2 separate regions of the Homo sapiens genome follow, and region 2 is linked to region 1. A link is a contact called in ENCODE Hi-C or POLR2A ChIA-PET data. All regions are on one chromosome and are shown on one strand. Each heading gives the region's core, a stretch centred on a gene start or an enhancer-like site at or near the end of the contact. The rest is flanking DNA. Distances are from core to core; before and after follow the strand shown. Region 1 has its middle 36 kb from the start of LINC00222. Region 2 holds the start of LINC00222 (long intergenic non-protein coding RNA 222).

The links. A loop is a pair of places that touch in the nucleus more often than their neighbours do. ChIA-PET counts read pairs that join two places held with the same protein, here RNA polymerase II (POLR2A). Pooled maps may share reads with other maps.
Region 2: a loop to region 1 is called in a map of ovary, with 2.3 times the contacts of the local background. The contact joins the promoter of LINC00222 here to the enhancer-like site in region 1. A Hi-C loop is called at or near these places in 7 of 168 maps with a recorded cell type or tissue (HepG2, ascending aorta, gastrocnemius medialis and 4 more) and 2 of 50 pooled maps. POLR2A ChIA-PET finds 5 or more read pairs at or near these places in 6 of 52 experiments (PC-3, PC-9, WTC11 and 2 more).

The regions. Positions count from the first base shown.
Region 1 is chr6:108,711,993-108,718,886 of GRCh38, forward strand. No RefSeq gene overlaps it. Among named protein-coding and RNA genes, the nearest start is that of LINC00222, 36 kb to the right of the region's middle. Within about 2 kb of position 2,224, at least 3 of the 41 ENCODE cell types and tissues checked have a DNase peak (open chromatin) inside an H3K27ac peak, as active enhancers do; they include ascending aorta and heart right ventricle, where a contact is called at or near this core.
Region 2 is chr6:108,746,778-108,753,704 of GRCh38, forward strand. It overlaps LINC00222 (long intergenic non-protein coding RNA 222), which reads left to right and starts at 4,877. Exons shown (of 5, transcript NR_033376.1): 1 at 4,877-5,072. LOC107986629 (a long non-coding RNA gene) reads left to right here. Exons shown (of 2, transcript XR_001744280.2): 2 at 1,325-2,205.

The DNA of each region.
Region 1 (6,894 bases), core at 974-3,473:
CAAAGGGAGGAATGGGAGGTATGTGTGTCTGGGTGTCTGTGCGTGTGTGGGGCAGGGTGGGGGTGGGGGAAGTTCTGCTCTGCCTCCCCTCCGTTTCAGAGGTCCTAGAAGCCCAGATTAAACAGTCACTAGAGAGTCTGCGGTTATTTTTTCTTGGAGAATAATAGGCCCCGCCACTGGGCCTCCAGAGAAAGTGAATTGAGGCTCAGTGGTTGGCAGTTATCTCCGCCAGGTCTCCAAGTCCCTGACTTTCTATCACAAGAGAGGAACTAGAACATAGTGCAGAGCAAGCTTACAAGAGTTCAAATCCCGTCTGTGCCACTGACTTAGCTATGTGGCCTCAGGTGAAGTACCTGATTTCTCAAGTGCCTCAGCCTCCTCATCTGTAAAATGGGGGAGGGAGGGGTAGTAATAGTACCCACACCATAGGCACAGAGCCATCCTATGAAAGCCCTTGGCATTTTGCCCCATGCTATGTTTGTGTTTAGGGAGTTCAGGGATTCTTGATAGGATTGAAGCATGTATGTGTGGGAGAATTCATGTCACATTTAAGAAATGGGAATCAGGCCGGGCATAGTGGCTCACACCTGTAATCCCAACACTTTGGGAGGCTGAGGCGGGCAGGTCAGGAGTTCAAGACCAGCCTGGCCAATGGTGAAACTCCATCTCTACTAAAAATACAAAAATTAGCTGGGTGTGGTGATGCACATCTGTAGTCCTAGCTACTTGGGAAGCTGAGGCAGGAGGATTGCTTGAGTTCAGGAGATGGGGGCTGCAGTGAGCCATGGTTGTACCACTGCACTCTAGCCTGGACAACAGGGCAAGACCCTGTCCCCCCCCCCCCAAAAAAAACTGGGCATCTGGGTGGCAATGTGTTCAGTGAAAACGTGGCTTCTTCTGGCCAGGAGAAGCTGACAGCCTGAACTGGCCTTTCTCTGGCCAGAGGGCATTTTGCTCAGCCATGGAAGGCTAACCTAAGAGCAGGTGGGATGACAGTAGGATGATGGGATGGCCAGTGCCTCCCTAACCACGCTCCCCTATGCATGCTGCATTTTCCTTCTCTGCACGCCCACAGCTGGATGGGAGGAGGTGCTCAAGTGTGTGGGAGGTGACCAGCCACATCTGCAGGAAGTTACAGGTGCCCTGGGCTGGGGCCCTGGGACACATTCCATTTCTGGGGCTGGTGCCTCCCATCCAGGCTCCAGACCAACTCCTTAGGGTGCATTTTAAAACTGGTTCTTCCAGCTATTAACCCTGCAGTTCCTGAGAGAACACACACCCAGGTGGAGCTAATTAGGGTGGGATGAGAGATTGGGACTCTAGGAATTCAGTGCCAGCCTCCCCTGCAGGTCACTCAGGAGTGGGGCCTTGATGGGCCTGCTGCAGACAGCTGAGAGCCCACATCTGTCTAATCAGGGCCCCACTCTCTTCAGGCTGCTTCAGGAATAAGTCCCCAGTCTAGGGGTGCTGGGGAATCCTGCACCGTGATTGCTGTGTAATCACAACACCTAAAGATGAAGGATTTGGACAAAGGAGCATTTATTGAGCACTTTGTCTGTGGTACTAGGCCCATTACATTCATTGTTTCCAGCCTCACAACCACCCTGTCATACAATTATGATTCCCATTTTTTTCAATGTGGAAACTGAGGCTCAGAGGTGGTAAGGTGCTTGTTTAAGCTCTCCTGCCTTTGAGCAATTGAACTGGTATCTAAAACCAGGTCTCTCAGACTCCAAATCCTACACGTAGCTGCTTCCCCTTTCAGGTTGATAAAATGATCAACCTGAGCTAGTCTATCTTGCACTGCTTCTCCTGCTTAGAGGTAATTGCGAGTGTTAGATGTTGATAAACAGCAATGTAGTAATGATGTGAACCAGTCAAAACCTTAATCCTCTCCACCTAAAATACGATCACATCACTTCCTTTTTCAAAAAAATCTTCATTGACTTCTCTACTCACCAGATCAAGTTCAAACTCTTTAGCGTACAAGACAAAACACTAAAGAGACTATGACCAAATGCCAAACTCATGTTTCCCTTTTCTCTTTCAAGAATGATGTCCAGTCTGGGAAGGGAAAAATAACCCTACTGAGTTGGAATTGGGGTCCAAGATTGGTGAGAAAGCGCCCAACAAACATGACAGAGTTTGAAGGGAGTCCAGGTCTCCTCACCCTGACCAGTGACTGCTCAGCCTCAGCTGCAGCATGTCGAGATTGCTCAACAGCTATTGTTAATCTTTCACAAACCATAACAAATGTGAGACAGTCCCCAAGGATGGAGTGGGCAAAAGTCCCAGTTTTTAAAAGGGAGAACACTTTAGATACTGCAAACTACAAACCAATAAGTGGGAAGGGGAGCCCCAATAAAATTGTAGTGCATGCTGTTAAACGGTTTGTGCCCCTTACAAATAGGAGCACAGATCTTCGAAGAGCTTCATGGGACTGCTGGAAACAAGTCATGTCAGTGTCACCTCATTTCTTCTTCTAATGGTGTGGCAGGGCGGGTAGATCAGGGAGACGTTGAGGATGTGGTACATCTGGATTTCAGCAAGACAGCTGATAAGGTCTCTTGTGACTTCCTTGTAGACAAAATTGGTTAATTGTGAGCTAGAGGTGCTTTTAAGTAGAACTCACAACCCATTGAAAGCATAAACCTGAGACATGCAGATAGAGAGTAACTCGGAGGAAGTCTCTAGTGGTAGGCAACAAGGCTCAGCTCTGAGCCCTGTGTTTTGGACATTTTTAATCAATAACTTAAAGGGCAGATGACACAGCTTGCCGGGGGTGGGGGTGGTGGGGGGGATTATTAACAGCTTGGATGCCAGAAATAGGATCCAGAAATTTAAGTGGAATAAATGGAAAGTTCTGGACTTTGGTTTAACAAACCCGTGACACAGCTGAAAGATTTTAGCTGACTAAATGCTCAATATGAGTTCATAGGAACCAAGCCACGTTAAGCAGCTCATGTTTCCCCTTTGCCTTCAGGATGCCAGATCCCTCCTTAGTGTCCAGCAGGGGGTCCTCCAGATGTGAGCTGGCTACCAATCCTGTGTCAGGCTGCAGACTTGCCATGTCCTTGAACACCTTTGCACCTCTGCACATGGTCTCATCTCTTTCTCCTGTAGCTCGCCAGCTGAGGTCCTATTCACACTTTCTTTCTTTCTGAGTCAGAATCCCTGTCCCCCAGGCTGCAGTGCAATGCCGTGATCATGGTTCACTGTGGCCTCAAACTTCCAGGCTCAAGTGATCCTCCCACCTCAGCCTCCAGAGTAGTCGAAACCAGAGGCTTGTGCGACCACACCCGGCTAATTTTTTTATTTTTTGAAGAGACAGGGTTTTGCCATGTTGCCCAGGCTGGTCTTGAATTCCTGGGCTCAAGCGGTCTGCCTGCCTCAGGATTCCTATTCACTCTTTACAATCCAGCTCTGCTGCACCCCTGAGCTTCTGGAGATGCCACAGAACACTTGTCTGTGCTCCTTTGTGGCACTCACCACGTTTTGTTAAAATGACCAATCGCCCTCCTTGACAGGGTTGTGTGCTGCTTGAGGGCAGGGGCTGTCTCATTCACGTGGAGGTTCAACACATGTCTGTGGAATGGGTTTCGCTGCCCCAAAGCTGATTCTATCTTTTGCTGTGTTTGCATTGGAACAATGGGCAGAAATGATTTCCTAATTCTGCTTGCATGGGGTAGGTCAGACAACTTGGATGTGGGTTTTAGTTCTGGGTCTTATACTTCAAATGATGCAGGGCAGAGTGATCCCACGCCAGGGCAAGCTGGGTGCTAAAGGATTTAGGCGCTCTATCACAAGAGGAACAGGAAAAAAGAAGGCTTAGGTGGGGATACGAGAGCTGTCTTCAAACATCTGGGAGAATGTCCTGTGTTCCCTCACCGTCTAAGGCTCAGGGACTTCTTCCAGAACAGGATGGAGCCCTGGACACACAACTACACACACAAACAATTGTCACAGAGTGGGAGGCAGGATAAAGTGGTGAGTAACAGCCTGGCCTGAGACACAGGCTCACGCATCTGACACTGGCTGAGCCGCGCACTAGCTGAGTGGCCTTGGGCATGTTTTGTAACCTCCTTGACTGTTCCCTTATCTGTGAAATTGAGATAAATGTACTACCCACTTCATAAAAAGATCAAATGTGATAATACTTGAAATATGTTTAGAACAAAGTTGGCCATATTCAATAAATGTTAGCTTAAAAAAAAATCAGAGAGTGTGTCATCCCTCAAAGCCTAAAGGAGTTCCCTTCAGAGGCTGCAGACACCAGATTCAGAACCTCGGGACTCAGCTTCTCAAAGGTGCTTTTCCAGATTCCCACACATCCCTGATCCCTGAGCATCTGTGGTTCTCAGCCGTCTGTCTTTCTTCTCTGCCTGAGCCTCATCCTCTCAGGGCCCAACTCAACTTTATAAAAATTTTATTTATTTTTAATTTTACAAGTAATAATTGTATATATTTATAGGGTACAATGTGATGTTTTGATATATGTATACATCGTAGAAAGATTAAATCAAGCTAATTAATATATCAATCACTTTACCAACTTACTGTTTTTGTGTGTGGTGAGAATGTTTAAAATCTATTCTTTTAGCGATTTTGAAATATACGATACATTTTCCAACCTCTGCTTTTAAAAGAACCAGCCCACTGTGACCCAGGCAGAGTCGTGGGGGCTGGGGCGGGAAAACAAATCAAGCTGACAACCGGTAAATACAACATGTCGACAGTTACTCCTTCGTAATATCCTAGCGTGGGGAGAGCTGCCCTCTTCTTTTTTTTTTACACCCCTAGAGACATCCCTTGCCATGAGAGGGTTCACATGCAGGTATGCTCACACCCCAGCCTGTGTGCTGAGTGAGCTAAATTTGCAACCATAACTTTCTCTTCCCTCCGTACTCCCGGCAGAGGTCAGCCCTCAGGTCTGAGGATGCGCCCTGTGTGGAGTGGTGCGCGCTCAGAAGGTCCGGCAAGGGGGAAAAGGCCAGCCGGGGCTGTGAACAGACTCAGGGCTGTCCGGGCAGGGACACTCAGAGGAAGGGGTAGCGGCCAGGTCTCCTTGGTTCTTGGAATCCTGGCCGTTTAAAGGTGGGGCTCAGAGCAGGGGCTCCTCCGCCCGGGCCCACGGGCAATTCTATTCCTGGTAACCCTCGAAAGCCTGCAGGTCTCTGCTCTGGCTGTGGCCCGGGCCACCCTGCCTGACGCGTGTGCTTGGAGTGAGGGCCGTGTGTTCACCCTCGAGGAAGACTGCATAGGAAGAGAGTGGCAGGTCTATTTACCCCAGGGCGGGTTGACAGAGAGACCGAGGGTGGTGACAGGGTAAAGAGAAGGAGAGCAGGGGCGGTGTCTGAGGTCTGCAGGCAGCAGGGAGAAGGCTGCCCTGACCCGAAGAGGGTGCCCGAGGCTTCGGTGTGCTGAGGCCGGGGCAGCTGCTGGACTTCGGGTCTTCGGTGCGGACCCTGGACCTGCCTCAGATCCGTTCCTAGCCGCCCCTCTGCTCTGTATGGCAGGGAAGAGGCCCTAAAGAATGCTCCTCTCAGGATGCCGGGCCAGCAGGCTGCCGGCTAGGTATGGACCATGGACGGAGGCTTTGATCAGAGATTGGAGGCTGGGTGGGGCAGGAGGAGGCACCTTCTCCCCGCTCCTTCTCCGTCTTGGGTGCCTTCTCTGGCAGGAGCTGCATTTCTCTCATGACCCCGCTCCCACTGTGGCTGCAGTTTCTTTGCAGTGACCTTGATGCGTGGCCTTGGTCAGCGGCCTCCTCCCTTGTCCCTCAGCCTCAGGCAGTGGTGGCTTCCTGCTGTTGCTGGTCCCTGGGTTGCCTTACTGACCCCTGGTTGATTTCCTGACCTTTTTGGTTTTTTTTAATCACCTGTGCAATCAATTCCCCACATTAAATTCCTCCTGTTTTATATCTTCTGTTACACTTATGGGCAATTTTAGGATTTAGATCAAAACCAATGCATATTGTTACACTCATTTATATAGTGAAGAAATTGGGTTTTAGAGACGCTAAATAATTTTCTAAGGTTACCAACTAATAAATGATAGAGCAAACAGGATTTGAATCTAAATTTGCTTCACTTCCTAGCCTATTCTCTTTCCAATAGGCCTTACTGCCTCTGGGAATACATCTTGGTCAACTGTATTGGGGAATATGTGACGCAGTGTGAGAAGCCAGAGGAAGGAGAGCTGATGGGCTGAGGATGGCTATAGCCTTCTAAAATCACCCCAGCACTCTCATTGCTAGGAAGCCAGGAATAAATATCATTTTTAAATTCTCATTTTAAATATTTTCAGAAAATCTGAATAGAAAGAAATCTCACTGTATCCACAGTAGACTGTTATTTAGACTGCTGGAAATAGATTGAAATCGTTAGGCTTAATGGAAAGCTGGGTAAGATACTATGATTTTTTTGAGAAACAAGAAGTCAGGCTGAAAGGAAATGCCTGCTATAATTAGAGAAAATTAAGATTTAATCCAGTAAATACCAATGCAAACAATTCTTCCCTTCTCTCTCTCTCTCTCTCTCTCTCTCTCTCTCTCTCGTGTGTGTGTGTGTGTGTGTGTATTTCTTTCATTTCTCTTTTAAAACTTTAAACCAGTGGCTCCTAGTGAATACCCTTGCATCACATCTTAGACTGGAGTGAGTTGTTCCCAAGGCAAAGAACTTGGTCTTGTCTCAGTTCATGGTAGGGGCTAGGGAGGGGTGTTGAGGGGGAAGTAAGAGAGGAAGAAGAGGGAAGGAAATTAGGTTAATGGTATAATTTTCCTTAATTTTAAAATTTTTTGTTTTGTTTTTCTTAAATATCACCAGAAACACTTGCGTGGACTAGCATCTATAGTATAAGATGCATCTGACTTATCATAAGTTTTCTTTTCTTTTT
Region 2 (6,927 bases), core at 3,627-6,126, 37 kb after region 1:
CACTTATTGAATGGAATCGAATATATCACATGGGCTGAACTCGATATGGCATAACCAGGAAATAGCAGCTTCTACTCCTCCCTCAACTCCCATCACTGCCCTTCCAACCTTCTCTGTCAGATCTTCTTCCACTAGTAAACATCTCAGGCAGATCCCACACAATTCAGTCCCTTTTATGTTGAGCTGTTTTCATGTTAGAGTGTTTTAAAAAGCCTAGTGTTAAAACAGTTTAAAACTGTTTCCCATCAAGTTCCATGCTCTTTCCCTTCCCCCGAGCTCAGGCCTGACCCAAGCTCGTAAAGATTGCATAGTCTGTCTTTTATTATTGCTCTGTCTCTTGTCACTCGCTAGCTGATTTTTGCTCCCAGGGTAGGGCAGAGAGTCGGGGGAGAGGGAAAGAAGCAAAAATGTCTTTTTCCTTTGCTCCTAGGTGCTGTTGTCTAGCCATTGGCATTCTTTGAATACAGATGCTGAAATACTGGTTCTTATAAGGTACTTTAGTTAGGTACTTTGGAGCGACCCCATCCCCCTGCCCCAGGTCCTGTGCCTTGCAGTGCCTGGACTTGGAAGAGTACCCTCCCTGGCAGATTCTTAGGATTCCCCTTCAACCCAAGGGTCATTGGGACACCCCACATGGCCGTCTCATGTCGGGTTCACCTGGCCCTGGCAGTCAGGGCCCATGGCTGGGGACCTATTAAGAGGACTCAAGCTCAACTCCCATCTTCAGAGTTCACGTGGCCCATGAAAATATGTTCCCCCTATTAAACTCTGAAAAGCAAGGCTTGCCGAGAGCTTTTTGCTCCCCAAGATGGTGGCAACCAGGGCAGGCCAAAACCCTGCAACTCAGAAAACATCTACCAGAAAGGGAGATTTTAAACTCTGCTCCGACTCCCATACTCTCCTGAAGCTATCTTTACTTGGCTCAAGGGGCGGAGAAGCAGCCCACCTCTACCACCTCACTCAATGAGAGGAAAAGGAAAATAAATGCACAGTGCTTTTGACTATAAATCCCTTACAATCAATCCAAAACCACATCTCTATACTTCTATCTGTATCTATCTATTGTTTTGGCCAACTCTTAACCAGTCCTGCATGGTTGGTAAGCTGCATCTCTCTTTAGAATATGGGGCCACTTGTTTCACATCTCAGCTTTGGTCATGAGGAGAAATTCTCAAACAGAAAAATTTCAGCTTAACTTTCTGCTATTCACTCATTCATTCATATTATTCAGCAAACATTTATCCAATGTGTACTATATGCCCAGGACTATGCCAAGGTGCACCCAGTAAGAAGCAAAACTGACACAGACTCTGCCCTTTCCTAGATATGCTGGGTGAATCTACCAACTGCTGGCTGCTTGAAACCTTTCAAGAACATCTAAATTTGATGAACTCAACCTCCTATCAACTGGAACTGTTACTCTGTCACTTGGTGCATGACTACAAAGATAGTTCTGACTTCATGTTTATAATAATGATCCCCAATGCTGCAAGATCCTGAAGTGCCTTTGAGTCATCACCAATAACTTACTCATCAGAATTGCTTTCGTGTTGAGTAGATTTTGCTGATATCTGATTGTTCAGCAAGTACAAACTTAATTAAGCTTCTATTTTAGTACTAGATACATGCTCTAAGATCAAGACAGAATTCCCTATAAACAGAATATTTGCTAGATCATATCCCATTATTTGAGCAAACTGGATCCAGAATATTTTCTTGTTTGTTTGTAAAGTAGTTCATGTGTACATTTGTGTGTGTGTTTGTAAATCCTTCCTTTCTTGGTGAATTTTCTTTTATTAGATTGAATTCTCCTGGTATTTTCCTTTTTATCCAGAAAATAGGAGTACCCGCCTTCCTGGCTTAAATGGATAATTCATTGAAAGGTTTAACTTGATTTTTTAAATGCAAAGAGATATGTTTTTAAAACACTATTCCTGTTCTTGGCACTGCCAATCAAAAACATTCAACTTAGAATATCTGATTTGTTCCTGAAGTTGGATCCTATGTATTTTGATTTTGTGAGAATTTAAAAAATCTAATTAAACCTCAGTGTAGATAAAAAGTTTTGATCTCATACAGGGGAAAACACCAGAGGATCTTTATTGTTGCCAAGTTACATTGATAAAGTTTTGCATTCTAACCCCAGTTCCCTGATGTAATATATAAATCTCGTTAACCTTATAAATATGATTTTTCAAGAGCAAAGAACTTCTCCCTTCTTCCTTTATTATGTCTAATTTGCATATAAGCACATAGTCCAAATGTTGGCAGATAATAATATTTTAAAGGGCATCGAAGTATAAGAAGAACTACATACTTGCAGATGTGTTATGAAATATACCCCATTAGTCACTTTGTATTTGAAAGGCAGAAAAACAGGCACCTAGCAACAGCATGCCGTCACTCAGGATTAGAGAAAAGCCACTTTACATCCAGTAACTATTACCCCCTCATTTGGGAGCTGTCAAGCTAGTACATTTAATTACACAAAAGATCCTTGGCTGTTGATTGTCCATATTCACGGTGAATGACAGTAATGACATCACCAAAGGATGCCTTTTGGTGGTGGAGGAGACAGGAGACTGGGCTTAGTAGGAGCTCTCCAGATAGGCTCGTCAGTCAGTCCTATGCAGAGAGACCCAAGGCTCCACTTGAGAACTGTGCTTTCTCTTCTGAAAAGCCATTCATCCTTCCTTCTCTTCCCTCTGAGTGGATTACTGGGTGGGTGGGGAAGGGGGTTGCCCTCCTAGAACACAGAAGTAAGGGTCCAGAACTTAACACTGTTCAGGAGCAAACTTTCCCCCACCAGCCATGGGGGAAAGCATCAAATGCTGAGCTCTTATTAGACCCAATCAGATGGAATTTTCAGCAGGTTCTTTCTTCACACTTTTTAGGAGGGTAAAAAGTAACAGGAAGCAAAGGAGATGACGAGAAAGAAGAAAACATCCAAACCTAACATTGGTCTGGGGAGAGATTCCTTGTGGAACATCAGCAGGCGCTTGCATCTGGGCCAGACAATGTAGGGGCCCCCAAGGCCACTCTGCAGACATCACTGAGCCCCTGTAGCAAAGACCAGGGTCCAGAATGAAGATGCACAGCTCAGTCCTCAAGCAGCTCCCTTCAGGCAGGGGAGCTCAGCACCTGAGGAATGTCCCAGAAGCAAGATGTTCCCTCTGTGTCCTAGAGACTTGGGTGCAGACAGAAACTCACATATGATCAGGTCATATGATCAGGTCTTGCCTTCCAGTTTGAGCCTAGGTTGGATAAGTAGAGGAGTGTCAAGAAGAGCAGTGGGGATTTGCATGCATGGGGAAGGCCAGGGCTGGAGGCGAGATGGACTTTCCCTGTCTCCTAAAAAACTGAAAAATAAACATAAGAGAAAGGAAGGAGGAAGAGAGAAAGGGAAAAAGAGAGGGACCAAAAAAAATAGCATCCATTTGAAATAGATGGTTTTAATGATTGTATTGCAATGTCATGCACGACATTGTGAATGTAATTAATACCACTAAAAATAGTTAAAATGGCAAGTTGTATGTTATGTAACCATTTTAAATGATGTAATATGCCAAAAATCACAGTGTGCATTTTAAATGAAGGAATTATATGGTATCTGAATTTATATCTCAATAGAGCTGTTTTTAGAAGGTGGTATCCACAAGCAAGCATGTGTGTGTGCACGTGTGTTGGAGTACATTCACATGCACATGTGTGTGTGGCAAGAGTGTCAGTTTCCTAGCTAATCTACTTTGGGTGGAAACTGTCAGTGATGACTAGGCAAAGGTGGAGAAGAGAAATGTAACCTACCTGTCCATTGTTCACTGGTGCCCTCGAGAAAGAGAGAAAGAAGTATGACAAATGCTAAAATAATATGATATTATAAGCTTCACATATTTTTATAAGGGGGAGTATTCTCCACCACAAATTCCACGCCTGGTTTCCCGTTCTCAATACACTTTGTTTACAGAGTCAGTCTCATGAAAGCTGTGGCATGAATTATCAAGCTGAAGCTCCTATTTTCCCCTTGAAATATGCGCTTGTGCTTAGGAATGCAGCATCTCTCTTCCAATTATACCTTGGCGCCAGAGTCCCTTTTCCTGGAAGTACACCTCCAATGTCAAGAGGGTGTGGTGCAGTGGAGATGATGCTGTGTCTGGGTCAAAGACCTGCCTCCCTGCCTAGGAGACCTTGAGCAGTCATTGCCTGGACGTCTTTGACCATAAAATGCAGATGATGATGATGCCTCCCTTGCCTTCTCCCTGGAGTAGCGTGCGAAGCAAAATCCAAACAGGATAACATGTGAAAGCGTTCAGTAAACTGTGAATCACTGCCTTAGTGGAAACTATTCTGGATGCACGTAATAGAAACCCAATCAAGTAAGCAAAAAGGAAGACACTGAGTTGAAAGGAGACTGGGATACCTCTCGGAAACTATGGCAGGAGGTGAGGCTGGATCCAGAACCCGGGTCTGGAGAGCGGGGAATGCAGGCAGCTCACTCCCGTGGCTTCTCGCTGCTTTTCCATCTGTTTTCATCTCTGTCTCTCTCTCTCCAGAGTGGCTTCCATTGTTCTGGCTTGCAGGGCCAAGCAGGGATACCCCATGGCTCCTGTGACTACATAGCCTTCATTCAAGCCATGAGCCCAGACGTCTACGCCAGGTCCTAATTCAGTTGGTTCAACTGGGCTGGGTGTGGACACGTGTTGTCCAGTGAGTCATGAATATGGATAGGGGTCACACAGAATAAACTTGACCATTCTTTGTCCATCCTGTGGGTGTGAGCTGGGCAGGTACCAGGAGAAGTGCCTTCTACAAACATTTGGCAACATCTAGTGGTGTGATTACAATAGTCAGCGAAAGAGGAAGATTCAATTTTGAGGACCTCCTTTCCTAGTGTCCCCATCTTTGCTGCCTTCTGTGAGTTTGATCATGTGGACTCCATGGAGGTTGGCCACTGCTGGGCAATGCAGCCAAACAAAGTGAGCAAAAGTAGGCTGGAGGGCTCCGTGGGTGACTGGGGCTAGGCTGCCTCTGGTGCCCCAAGAACCCTGAAGCCACCTTGCAGCTCTTCTGAAATGGTGAGTGGACTGCTGTTCTTCTTGTGCCAAGGTGTCCATGTTGCCTTTCTCACAAAATGTATTGCAAATAAGAGTGGGTACAAGTCATAGAAACCCATTCCAAGCTAGCTTACATAAAAAGGAGACCATTCTGGGGCTGCTTTTCCAGATCCCTCAGTCCTTTCTCTCCTGCTGCCCTTTGAGCCATTCCACTGTTTCCAGCTCTCTGGAGACAGGCATGGTGAGGTCTGCATTGATCTCCCCCCATGAAATGAAGGAGAATATGCTAAACTAGTGGCTGCTGATTTTTCCCCCTTCTTTTTCTGTCATTGCCTGTGGTCTGCAATTACCCATTCCCCTCTTGGCCTTCAGAGCTGTGCGAGGGTGAGCAGGTGTTGAGAGCAACTTTGTTCTTTTTGAGTCAATTTCATTACGTGGAGAGGATCCAACTCTCTCCGTGTAGCTGGCAGCTCCCAAGGCCAGACCACTGGGCAGGGCTCCCAAGAGCAGTGCTAGCCTCTTTGGTGTCACAAAGGGCCAGGCCAGGCCTGTTCATCTCTTTCCCCAAGAGCAAGCTGCTTTTTGAGCAGATGTACAAACAATTGGATGCCTCTGATAGACTGCAGTTCTGTAAGGTTGCAATCCTACCAGCCCTGCAGAGAAGTAAAAAGAAAAGCTCCAAACTGAGGCCTCTCAATTCTGCCGTCTTTCAGACTTTCCTGCGTTCTCACAGGTGGGCCAGCAACTAACCATGGGCCAGTAGGCCTGTCCCCTGCACTGTAGAAGATGCTGGTTATGGGATGTATAGGTGGAAGAGGGAAGGGAGCCATGCAGAACACCCAGGCCTTTTCCTTGCCCAGAACTTAACTGGGCAAACACATAACAGATCCCTGCAGCATTTAACCCTTAAGGATTAGCCCTTAAGAAGCTACAAAGGTAAACAAGTACATGATTACATTCAGGCTAGTTGCTGAATAATAATAGCATCTGTTCCTGGCACCATACTAATCAGTTTACATTTGTCAATTCACACAGCAAATAAGTGACAGAGCCAGGATCTGAACCCAGACAGTCACTACACAAACTTCCTCCCACATTATCAGCCTCTCACAATGCAAACAAAACACTGACACAGAATGCGATCGTCTTTGCTCTTGTGTACTTGTGGTAATTTGCGTGATTGAAAGATACCATTAGGAAGAAGAAATGTTTTAAATATCTAACCCCTGGAAAAGCAAGATTTAGAGACTAAAAATTTCATGACCCATCCGAAGCTCAGCAGTCAAGTTTGCAATTCTGCCAACTTCCCGCAAGAGTAAAACTGGCTGTTCTCACTGCTGTTAATAGAGGAGGACCATGACCTTGATGTACAGGTGGTGGGAGGGTGGGGCATTATTTAAGCAATGGGATCTGATGGGGGGTGCTGGAAAATGAACAAAAGTGTGAATTATTCCACAGCTGCTCACCCTGACGTTTATTGTGACTTTAAAATCTGAGAACATATGGTAACGGCTGGAAGCATGAAATAGCAGTTGGAAACGTGTAGACTTAAGGAAAAACCAGCCACCCTTATACCTCCCCACTTGGCTTCTCTGTAGAATGCTGTTGTCTTGCTAGCCTTTTTCGCTCCCAAATCTGAAGAAAGCCCTGGAACAAATGTCCCCTTTTCTTCAGCCCCATCCCCCCATGCATCTGCAAGAGCTTTTCCCCCTCCTGTGACAGAAGTTAGTGTTTTGATTCTTGGCTATGGTATTTTTATATATTGTGCCCTTCCACAGTTTTTGTTGGATCTTGTTAAATTCCACATCTTTGTTTTACAAGGCTGGATAGAGAGCTGGAAACATTGGGATGACATTTTGTTTGGGAATCCATGGTG